Regions from separate parts of the Mus musculus genome. Here regions 1 and 3 are each linked to region 2. Evidence: chromatin loops called from intact Hi-C (ENCODE). Cell type or tissue: left cerebral cortex. All regions are shown on one strand.

The links. A loop is a pair of places that touch in the nucleus more often than their neighbours do. Peaks named below come from ENCODE experiments on the same cell type or tissue, not always from the same donor. Only the 100,000 strongest peaks of a DNase experiment are listed, where the experiment ranks them.
Region 1: a loop joins it to region 2, with 2.1 times the contacts of the local background. A loop is called at or near these places in 2 of 42 quality-filtered maps.
Region 3: it touches region 2 in a loop (2.6-fold over the local background); 2 of 42 quality-filtered maps call a loop at or near these places.

What each region holds. Positions count from the first base shown.
Region 1 is chr11:85,181,318-85,185,317 of GRCm38, forward strand. No RefSeq gene overlaps it. Among named protein-coding and RNA genes, the nearest start is that of 1700125H20Rik, 12 kb to the left of the region's middle. In left cerebral cortex, CTCF peaks have their summits at 1,875 (motif pointing left) and 3,003 (motif pointing right); DNase peaks (open chromatin) are centred at 1,874, 2,206 and 3,022; H3K4me3 peaks cover 906 bases.
Region 2 is chr11:85,034,949-85,038,948 of GRCm38, forward strand. It overlaps Usp32 (ubiquitin specific peptidase 32), which reads right to left. Exons shown (of 34, transcript NM_001029934.1): 16 at 1,574-1,691. Among named protein-coding and RNA genes, the nearest start is that of Car4, 79 kb to the left of the region's middle. In left cerebral cortex, no CTCF peak of the experiment used is centred here; a DNase peak (open chromatin) is centred at 1,510.
Region 3 is chr11:85,191,078-85,195,077 of GRCm38, forward strand. Appbp2 (amyloid beta precursor protein (cytoplasmic tail) binding protein 2) reads right to left here. Exons shown (of 13, transcript NM_025825.3): 12 at 3,498-3,663; 13 at 231-822. The coding sequence ends at 569. Among named protein-coding and RNA genes, the nearest start is that of Gm38935, 5.8 kb to the right of the region's middle. In left cerebral cortex, a CTCF peak has its summit at 2,472 (motif pointing left); no DNase peak of the experiment used is centred here.

The DNA.
Region 1 (4,000 bases), 150 kb after region 2:
AATAAGACCCTGTCTCAAAGGAAAAAATGTTTACAGCCACTTCCTAAGTGGCAGGTAGCACATTTTTTTGCAAAGTAAATAGTTGTGGTCACCTGTGTGGAGGATTATCAGAGTCCAATGGGGAAAAGAACGAAGGATTTTATCAATGTTAGCCACAGGAAAGCACAGGATGGGATAACTGATTGAACCGGGTCAGTCAGTGACAAGTCTAGCAGCCTCTGAATCATCTAGACTCCATCTTCTCTGTAGCGTGGGGCAGGCAGTGCCAAGGGAGGAGAGGTACAATGGAATGAACCGATGCTGCTCGGGTATTGGGGAGATTTCCAAATGACCGTGAGAGAGGCTAGAAATAGAATCCCAAAGAAGAAATACCAATAGTCTTAGCAGAATGGTGAGTTGGGTTAGTGATCAAAATTTGGCAGCTACTAATGCATTTAATTACCAACGAGGAGTTCCACTTGCACACATCATTTTAAAAATATTAGTTGCCAATATTATAACTGTCATTTCCCATTAAATGAAAAGTCAGACTTCTAGCCTCTCATACAGCTACCCACTTTTGAATTGCGTCCTATGTGGCAGGTGCTGGAGTGGAGGAGCAGTTGCATCAGCCTTTCTGATATGCTTCCTAGTTTACTATGGCTCCTCCCAACCCTGTGCCTTGAACAATGGACTTCACACATCTACAACTCCTGTGCAACTCTTGGGGCCGTTGTTATTTGATATCCCCAAAGTACACAGAAGCAACACAGGTATGCAACAAGAATGACAAACTTAGGTTCAAAAACACTTGGCTACATTCATTCATTCATTCATTCATTTTTTATTTGTTCATTTATTTATTGTGTGTGCCTTTGTGTCAGTGGATACTGTGAGGATCCACTGTGAGGACATTAGGGAATCAGTTCTTTCCTTCCACCACCAAATGGACCCAAGATGGAACCCAGACCGTCAGGCTGGAAGGCGAGCACCTTTACCCGCTAAGCCCTCTTGTCCTCTTTTGTTATACAGTGCTGGAAATCCAAACTAGGGCCTTGCACATTCCGGACAACATGAATCACACCTTCAGCAGTCAGTTGATGGGTTTGGATGATACCCATGAGAGGCAAGAAAGGAAAAGAGGAAACTAGAGACTTAAAAAAATGCACATTGCTTCCAGCTCCAGAAACCATTTACCTGGAGTCTCCAAGCAAGGAAGTGGGCTCGGTGATTTTCTCTCTAAGTGTGCGTGTGCGCGCGCGTGTGTGTGTGGTGTGGTGTGGTGTGTGTGTGTGTGTGTGTGAATATATGGAGCATGTGGGATTCTCTGGAACTGTAGTTCATAAGTGGTTTTGAGCCAACTGATGTGGGTGCTGGGAATACCCACATCTTCCTCTGGAAAGGCAAGAAGCACAGGCTATCGCTGATAGCCTTCTCTCTCCAGCCTCCAAGGCCCAGCGATTTTGTTTGTTTTATGAGACAGAGTTTATCTATGTATCTCTGGCTGTCCGAACACTCTGTAGACCACTCGAACTCACAGAGAGTTGTCTGCCTTTGCCCCTTCAAGGCATGCACCACTCACTTCAGTTTTCCTTTATATTTTTCCTCTTCCCCCCCCCCCCCCCCCCAACACAAGCGACAAGACATGAGGACCCTGCCCAAGGCAAATGGGAACCAGGTACTTCAGGGCCAGGGTAAATGTGTGTAGCAGGAAGGTCACGTGGTGCGGGAGCAGCTCGCTCTTTCCCTTTAACCCTTGCCTGGCTGGATCACAACAATTTTGACAAAGCAGGAGGACCACGGAGAGAGGGGCGGCCTACCGGAAACTGCGTGATACGGAGGGGCTCCCAGCAAAATAGGGTGCTGGTCATGGTCCGTGGGGCAGCACCGCCACCTACAGGAACTGTGGGGAGTACCGCTGCCTTCCAACCTGGCTCCCGCGCGCAAAACCCCGGGTAGAGGTGCTGGGGAGCTCTCCTTAAGGCAACAGCGGAGGCTGGGTTTGGTGTCCTCTTTCCTCAAACGCAGTACGATCTTAGAATTCTAAAACGGCAGATCACAGGTTTCTCTGCTTAAAACTCCAACGTTCCTCAATTCATCTGAAGTCAGGGTCAGCTCTGCCTTGGTGTGGTGCACACCTCTAATCTCAGCGATGGGGAGGGAAGGCAGGAGGACAGCTTGTGCGACATCATTTAGCCTGTCTCAAAATCAGCTAAACAATACAAAGAACGCCTAAGTTATCTGCTAGGTCCAGTCTGATCCACTCCCACAGCTCCTCCAACCCTTGCTTTCCCCGAGCCCGTCAGGCCTGGCGCCGTTTCAATTTTATATTCCTGTGACAAAACACATGAGAGAATAAGCTTACAAAGAGTTTCCTCTTTTTAAAATTTGTAAATTATATTTTCACATGGCCAGAAGATAACTAACTTGCTTATCGGTATATCCTAAGCAATTATAATAGTGAACAGCCCATATTAGTCATTTAGCATTCTGTTGAATTAACAAAAGAAAGAGCATAGCCAAACAGCACTTTTTTTTTTTTTAAAAGATTTATTTATTTATTGTATGTAAGTACACTGTAGCTGTCTTCAGACACTCCAGAAGAGGGAGTCAGATCTCATTACAGATGGTTGTTAGCCACCATGTGGTTGCTGGGATTTGAACTCCAGACCTTTGGAAGAGCAGTCGGGTGCTCTTACCCACTGAGCCATCTCACCAGCCCCAAACAGCACTTTTTCAACTACTGTCTAGAGGAGAAAAGACAGCCCCAAGAATAAAGGCAATGAATGTCTCCTGTACTGGAAGTCGGTGTAAGGATTCGGGCTGATGACCTACTGGCTGCAAATGACAGTACACAGTGACACTATGACTCCTGATCTTGGCCAGCCTGACATTTTTCATGACATGTAAACAACTGGGAGACTAATGTGTTCTTGATTGATAGGTTGATTGGTTACTTTAAGTAGTTTAGGCCTGATTCCAAGTCCAAGGTGTGTGTACCTTGTGCCTTCCATGACCAGAAGATGGCGCCAAATCCCCTAGAATAAGAACTAACTAGTTAAGGTGTGAGCAGCTATGTAGATAGATGCTGGGAACTGAACCCAGGTCTTAGCTGCCAAGCCACCGCTTCAGCCCTCCAATGCATTATTCCTAAAGTTAGTTGCACGTTCTCAGCTAAGGTGTGTCCAACCCAATGGATGACCTTGGAGTGGTAGTAAGGATGTCAGAGAGTAGCTAGGGAAGCGGTATGGAAGAGGAGTTAGCTGTTGACATAGTATGTTGCTCTATGCTTTTATGATAAAGCTAACCCCAAGGAGAAAACAAAAACAAAAAAGCCTCACCAGTGTCATGGCAGCAGGCCTCAAGAGGAGACCTTCCAGAGAAGAGGTCTTCTCTGAAGGGTTTTTGGGGTGTGTGTGTGGGGGGTGAGACTTGGTTTAATTGTGCAGACCAGCCTTTGACAGCCTAGTTCAGTTGGTCCTCCTCCTGCTTTAGCCTCCCAAGTAGATGGAACTGCAATAGTATGACCTTGAAATCCCGAAGTGGTCAAGATTGAACCTGAACTTCCGATCCTTCTGCCCCTATCTCCCTAGCTCTGGGCTTATAGGCGTCCCATTCATGCCTAGTTTAAGCAGTGCTAGAGATGAGACCCATGGCTTCATGAATGCTAGGTGTGCAGTATCACCAACTCAGCTGAATTTCCAGCTCCTCCCTAAAACAAAGTGGAAAAGGCTCCCAACCAGAACTGTGACGGCTCATTGCCCAGCCCACTCTGACCCCAGCCCGCATGGCTGCTCCAGTCTCTTTCTTGTGTCTACACTTGTAGTTCAGGAGAAGGGGGAGCACTCTGTGTTCTTCATCAGATTTCTGTGTCTCACTCGGAGCCTTAGTGTGTGTGCTTTTCAATTGGTTCAACACTTGTCCACGGGTGTGTCTGTATATGTAGGTGTGTGTACTTATAGACTGTAGCATTTAGGGCAAAGCCATCTTTTCTATGGCCAGTTTTAGACGTAGCTCTTCT
Region 2 (4,000 bases):
ATAATGAGATCTGATGCCCTCTTCTGGAGTGTCTGAAGACAGCTACAGTGTACTTACATATAATAAATAAATAAATCTTTAAAAACAAAACAAACAAAGAAAAACATTCTAACAATGTTAAACATAGCCTGAGATTCTGTGAATTGATGAATTAAAAATTTTATTTTATATTTATTTATTTAGTATGTATCTATGTGTATTCAAGTGCACCAGGTGTGCATGTAAAGGTCAGAAAACAACTTAAAGAAGTTAGTTTTCGCCTTCCACCATGTGGGTCTGGGGATCAAATGTAGGTTGTCAGACTGGTGGAAAAAGTTTCTACCTAGGGAGTTATCTAGCCAGCTCAAATTTTTTACTGTTTTGTTACTGAAGAATAATTTCAAATATTTGCAAGGGAAAAGTACACAAGTATTCTCCATCAATAAAATTTAACTTTAGCTCGAAATCAAAAGGGAACCTTATGCATGGTATATATTAAGGGAAACATTTTATGTGTCTTGCCTGTCTATTTTGAGACAAGGTCTTACTACATGGTTTTTGGTGGCTTGGAACTTGGTATATAGACCAGGCTGGCTCTGATCTCAGAGAGATCCACCTGCCTCTACCTCTCAATTGCTGGGATTCAAGGTGTGTTGTCACCGAATCTGGCTGAGGGTGCGTGTGTGTGTGTGTGTGTGTGTGTGTGTGTGTGTTTGTGTGTAGATAGATAGATAGATAGATAGATAGATAGATAGATAGATATGATAGATAAGTAGATATTGGGGCTCTTCCCCTCCTTTGTTGAGGGAGAGCTTGGCATTTTCCAAGCCACAATATTTGTCTGGGGATGTAACTAAGTGACAGACAGATATCTAGCATAAACAAGGTTCTGGGTTTAACATTTATCACCACTACTGAAAAAAGGAAAGAAAAAAAACAAAACAAAACAAAAACAAAAACCCAACCAAAATACAACAAAACCTCAAAATTCAAAGGAAAGGTATCATTTTCAAATATACTTTTTCTCTGTAATATTTCTCTTATAAAACACTCTTAGAACATGAGAAATGTTTCTCATTTTGTCAAAACAACACTAGTTCAGAACAGAGTATTTCAATAAATTAAGAGTGAGGCTGAAAGACCCGTCAATTATTGGTGAACTGCAGCTTAGTTATAATGACAATTGACAATGGCTTACTTCAAAAACAAAACGTGTAAAATCTATTTTATTTATTTTCAAAAGCTTACAACCAAGAAAGGAAGGAAGGAAGGGAGGGAGGGAGGGAGGGAAGGGGAGGGGAGGGGAGGGGAGGGGAGGGGAGGGGAGGGAAGAGAAGAGAGAATCTTGTCTGTCTTAGTTTGCTCCTAAGACTTTGCCTCTATCCCCATCCAATCTTGTGCATGACCACAGATCTAAGCTCACAAGTGATTTACTGATTCCATATGAAAGCAGATGGCATATATTAGCACAGTGGCACCAAACTCTGAGCAATACGATTTTCAGTTTATTTTTAGGGAAATACATGGTATTCTTGCTGCATTCTTAAATTACCTCTAGGCAAATGCTGAGGAAACATTCTCAGGCTCATCATACCCATATTCACCCAGATGTTAGATTGCTGTGTCCGTGTGGCAGGCTGCTGTCGAAGGAAGAGAAGATAGCGAGGAAATAATTCTAGTTCTGGGATGTCCGTTTTGCTATTCTTGATTACCTATTTTTACGAAAGATAAAAAAAAAGTAGTGATGACTCTAAAAGAAAGAAAACCCTTTAATCAAACTTAAGCTTCTATTTAAAAGTTTTATGGATGCATTTATGTGTATGACTATTTTGCTTGCCTATATGCATGTATACTACATGTGTGCCTGGTGTGTGCATAGGCCAAAAGAGGGGATCAGATCCTCTGGAACTGGAGATACAGATGGCTGTTAGCTGCCATGTGGTTAAGGAAACACACCCACTCTGCTGAAAGAACAGTAAGTGCTCTTAAACTCTGAACCATTTCTTTAGCCCCCTTTGGTGGTTTTTTAAAAACTATTTTTATTTTATGATTTTTTTTTTTTTTTTTGGTTTTTCGAGACAGGGTTTCTCTGTATAGTCCTGGCTGATCCTGGAACTCACTCTGTAGACCAGGCTGGCCTCGGACTTAGAAATCCACCTGCCTCTGCCTCCCGAGTGCTGGGATTAAAGGCGTGCGCCACCACGCCTGGCCGAATTGTTTTTTTTTTTTTTAAAAGAAATTAATATATACACTCCTTAAAAAGTTTTCTAAGCTAGGTGTGGTAGCTCATACCTTTAATCCCAGTACTCAGGAGGCAGAGGTAGGTATATCCATGTGACTTAGAGGTTACCTTGGTTTACCAAGGGAATTCCAGGCAAGCCAGGGCTATGTAAAAAGACCCTTGCTTACCCCAACCAAAAGACCATTTTTTAATTATTATACTGAGTGTATGGTGATTATCTGTTCACCACATTAATACAATACCTTTGAAGGCCCAAAGGAGAGGTTCCCCTGAAGCTGGAGCTATAAACATGTGGTTGGTTGTTTGGGATCAAACCCAGGTCCTCTAAAAGAACAAGAAACTGGTGTTCTTGACCAGTAAGCTATCACTCCAACCCCTATGTGTACATGGGTATTTTGCCTTCATAAATGTACCACATGTGTGCCTGGTGCCTACAGAGGCCAGAAGAGGTTGTCAGATCCCTTGAAACTGAAGTGTCAGACAGATGTAAGCTACCGTGGAGGAGCTAGGAAGCAAACTCAAGTTCTTTTGCAAGATCAGCCACTGAGATGTTTCTAGCCTTCAACCTACAGCTCTTAAAGACAGTGTTGCTTTATATAGTGGTCTGCCCTGAACCTTTGACCTTTAAGTATTGATTGATATTATAGTCATGTGTCACCACGATAAGCTCTGATACTAATTTTAAAATGTTTAACAAATTCATTCCCTATATTTTAGTGGCTTACTAATACATTTAAGTTACATAAATTTGAAAATGCTCAGGTTTTCGCTCCTAAATTAATCTTTCAAGATTAGAATTTTTAGACATTTGCATCCCATCTTCCATTCACAAACAAAATTAAAAGTTAAAGGAGCCAGGCATGGTGGCGCACGCCTTTAATCCCAGCAGTTAAAGGGGGGGTGGGCAGGTTTAGAGAGATGGCTCAGAGGTTAAGAGCATTAGCGGCTTTTCCAGAGGACCCAGATTCAATTCCCAGCACACATATGGCAGTTTACAACTGTCTTTAACTCCAGTTATAGGGGGCCTGACTCCTTCACACAAAACATCGATGCACATAACATAAGAATAAATTAGAACCCCCCATCCCAAAACAACAATAACAAAGCCTACAACCAAATCTCAGATATAAGTGTAACATTCAACCCTCAAAGATTCTCTTCAAAACAGACAGACCACTACCAAAAAAAAAAAAAAAAAAAAAAAAAAAAAAGTAAATAAATCACAACTGCCCAAAGAAGTATTATTTATGATACCTCAACAGTAAGGCTGCCTAAACAATACCTGAATAAGGACAACAATGCCAAGGCAGGTCTACATGGAAGGGGAAAACTAAAGCAGCCCCTCCCTAACACACCCCTAGACAAAAGAACTATAAGCAACAAAATCATGCTAACAGAGAGAGAAAAAGTTTTCCACCATGAAGGAGGTCACTAATTGATTAGTTAACACCAAGTAGCCAGCTTTGAAATCATGCAATGCAACATTAAACATACTTAACAGAACATATCCACGCACGGGCATGTGTGAGCACACACTTGCATGTGCATATGCATTAAGATGAACATGTCTGTAAATAACAAACAACTGGGAAGGAAGAGGCCCAGAGTTTGGGATGGAGTAAGTGATGATTGGAAGAGTTGGAAGAAGAAAAGAGGGTGGAGAGAAATAATAATTGTATTTTAATACCCTTCCAAAGCCTTAAATATTACCTAAATACTAATTGAATAAATAAAATGTATAGGAACCTACAGGTTTTGTTCAAATAATTTGAATAGGAA
Region 3 (4,000 bases), 160 kb after region 2:
CACTGAGACAGTTCTGGAATGGCTGAATGCCCTGATTTGGAAAAGACGGCCAAATCTAGGTCAGGGTGCCCCTCCCCTCTTACTAGTATCTATGTTACTTTTCTATACTGCATATAAAGAGTTTTCCATAAGATTTCCTTACAATACAGTATTGAATACCTCCACATGGAAGAATTAACTATATGTTAAAAAGTTTTTGAAATCATCCTTACATAATAAGAATGCAACTCTTTTAAACTCTTAAATAGTTTTATTTAGGGGTTCTTTTTTTTTTTTTCTTTCAGACTTTCTGAAAAACGAATTATTTTTTAAAAAGAAAAAAAAAACGGTTTCCTGTTGTTCTACTGGGGTGAGAATGTGGGACTACTTATACACGCGGCACATGCTGATATAACTCAATATATGCTTATTCTACAGGAACTGCAATACAGGACTACCCGAAATAGGGTCTTGGGTGGACTGGACCAGTGTTTCAATGCAAATGCCAGCCCTAAAAACAACATGGTTTGATTTCACAGTATGAATTCCCCGGAATCTGGGAAAGGTAATTGTTAGCTGAGGCTGTCCCTCAGCAGCTTGGTCCCTCAACATTCTGAGCCATCAGAAAGGACTGCACCACTTCTTCAGTGGACTGGGGGCTGCTGCTGACGTCTTCAAGGGCATCGGTCACTGAATACTGTCGATCTCGCAACCGGTTCCAGTTAGACAGAACGTTGTGATACTCGAACACTTTCTCATAATTCCCAATGGAGTTGTAAAGTTTAATGAGGCCCCGGTAATCATATTCTAGTCCACTGTAGCCTTCACCAAACAGTTTCTTCCCTAAAGCAACACAAAAAGACTTAGATCAAATAATTACAATACTTTTTTGTTTAGATTTCAATACAATTTGTTTGTTTGTTTGTTTGAGACAGGGTTTCTCTGTGTAGCCATTCATACCAGGCTGACCTGGAACTCAAAGAGATCCTCCTGCCTCTGCCTCCCAAGTGCTGGGATTAAAGGCATGAGCCATCACCCCTGGCCCAGGTTCTCCTCTTTCAGTAGGCTGACTTGGTTTTAGTCCTATGGAAGGAAAGAGGTGCAGTCCCTCTATCACTGCTCTTACCTACTTTCATCCCTGCAATGTCTCTAAAGACTTCAAGGAACTGGCTTTACTAGAACGCTAAATTTCACCGGTTTAAAAAAAGGTTGTACTTATTTTACATGTGTGTTTCTGTGTACTCACACACTCAAGCTACTGCATGTGTGGAGGCCTGGGGATCCTGCCTTTCAGGCGTCTCCTTCCCTCCTATCATGAGACTTCTCAAGAAAGACTTCAAGTCATCTAGGGTGATGAGCCACCTACCAGTCCAAAGTTCAGGTTTAGGACTAATGTTTTTAAAGATATTTTTAAATAACATGAAAGATTTGTAGAATCTTTATGTGTAGCCCTGCCTGTTTTGGAACTCACTACACAGACCTCAAACTCGCATGCTATCACAGCCTCTGCCTCCCCAGTGCTGGGATTAAAGGGGTGCGACATCATCTCTGACAAATTTCGTTTTGGTGTTTGGCTTTTCAAGGCAGGGTTTCTCTGTGTAGCCCTGGTTGTTCTGGAACTCAATCTGTAGACAACACTGGACTCCAACTCACAGAGATCTGTCTATCTCTGCCTCCTGAGAGCTGGGATTAAAGTTGTGTTCCACTACCACCCAGTAAATTTTGTTTTTAAAGCAAGTATCCCCCCTCCCCCCACCAAGTTGATACAACTTTAAAGTGACAGGCAAGAAGAAGAAAGCTTAACTGAGGAACTGCTTGAACCAGATTGGTCTGTGGTCACTGCCTACGAGAGATGTAGATTGATGACTGATTTGGCAAAGCCTGGCTATAGTGGGCAATACCTTAGACAGGCAGTATCTGGGGCTATCAAAGAAAACTAGCTGGCCATGGTGAGCCAGTAAGCTAGCCAGCAAGCAGGGTTTCTCCATGGTGCCTGCCTTCAGTCACTGCCATGACTTCCCTCAATGACAGGTTAATCTGCAGTGTGAGCTGAAATGAACCCTCTCCGCCCAAGTTGTCTTTAGTCACGATGTTTCTGTCACAGCAACAGAAAAACAAAAGCATAGTGGACAGCCACACGATGCTCATTTTGTATGAAAAGGAAATATAAGAAAATACTTATGCATGTGCCTTTATGTAAAATCATATATAGAAAAATAAGCTATAAACAAACAAGTGTTGAAAATTAGGTAGAAGAAAATTAAGGAAACTACACATCACAAGGAAAGTGCTTGCCTATTACTTTTTGATTTTAAGAACATTAGTGGGCTGGTGAGATGGCTCAACGGGTAAGAGCACCCGACTGCTCTTCCGAAGGTCCGAAGTTCAATCCCAGCAACCACATGGTGGCTCACAACCATCCGTAATGAGATCTGACTCCCTCTTCTGGAGTGTCTGAAGATAGCTACAGTGTACTTATATATAATAAAAATAAATAAATCTTTAAAAAAAAAAAAGAACATTAGTATTTCCAACACTCGGATTTATCAAGTAAGTCAATGTATAACTGACTAGCACACAAATATATGGACCACTGTTTGTAACAAAGACAGCAAAGGGGACAGGACAGAGCATTGAAGAAATGGTTCCAGGTCAACTATATACACAGTAAAAGTAAAGTTTCTTCTAAGATGAACACGCTAATCTTAGTATTGCAGATCAAAACATGAATATAAGTAAAGTGTCTAAAAGATGATATTTTAGCAAAGTAACTTCATAACTGGTAGGAAAACCAAAATTCCTCAAACAAAATTTAAAAAGTACTGGTGATAAATTAAAGACATCAAGGCATTCTATAGAAACACAGGCATCCTTAGGCAGGGTGTGGTAGTGCATCCTGGGACCCAGCATTAGGAAGAAGCAGGAGCTACAAGTCCCTGTGTCAACACCAACTAACCAAAATAAAATGAAGCGAAATGAACTGTCCTATCCAGGCGCTCTCAAGAAAACAAGCCACAGGATGAGAGACCTTGACGCACAGGTGACCAAGAGGCCTCAGTTACAGGAGATATAGACAATTCAAAATGAGCTCGAACCACAACAATTTCATACAATGAGGTAATGCTGTCAAATGACAACAGTTCAAATGCTCTGTGTTCATTCAACATAGACTAGATGATGGCGACATGCAAGTTCAGTCAAACATTCCTCAGTCATGGAAGTCACCATCGACTGTGATGCAACAATACACAGAGGTGAGGATGTAAGAGCTCCAGGAGGCAGGAGGCTCGGGGGCAGCAGCAGGACAGACACCTTAAATGGTGGCTTGTATCACAGGCTGTGCTTGTTGGCTTCAGTGCGGAGGAAGAGCCTGAGAGGAGTGGCGCAGAGAGAGAGCACTGTGCTCTGCTCTGCTATGGCTGCCTCGTGCATGCGGCACTTACTTGTCAGCAGGATCTAGGAGCACAGACAAGCTCTCTAGACCTCAACTAAGGAAGACGGACGGAAAGGTAACATACCAATGGCTATCGACCGCAGGTACAGTTTCTCAGCATTTTCATACTGATTCATGTCATAATTATACAGAGATGCCAGGTGTCCCACTGAAAGGGCCACTTCATAATCTTCTTGGCCAAGGAGCTGCTCCTTAATCTGAATTGCTTTTATGTGCATTTCTTCAGCTTCCTGAAAAACAGGCCAAGTGGAATATTAGATTGCACTGTTTCTTAGGACAATTCTACTCAATGAAAGAGTTTGTTCTAAACATCACCACAGCTTATGCAGTAAGATCAAAGAACACCATCTGCCTTTTCCGAAAGCTGCTGCTGCTGCAAAACATTACTGGTTTTGGTAAACTGTGCCAAGCTGATGACAGCGATGGTCCTGAAGACCAAGGCATTCTAAGCAAGGTGTGGGAATATGTGTCTGTATTTCCAACAGCAGGCAGGCAGAGGCAGCAGGACTGACAGCTTAAAGCCAACTTAGGCTACATAGAGAAGATGCTGTCACAAAAACAACAAAA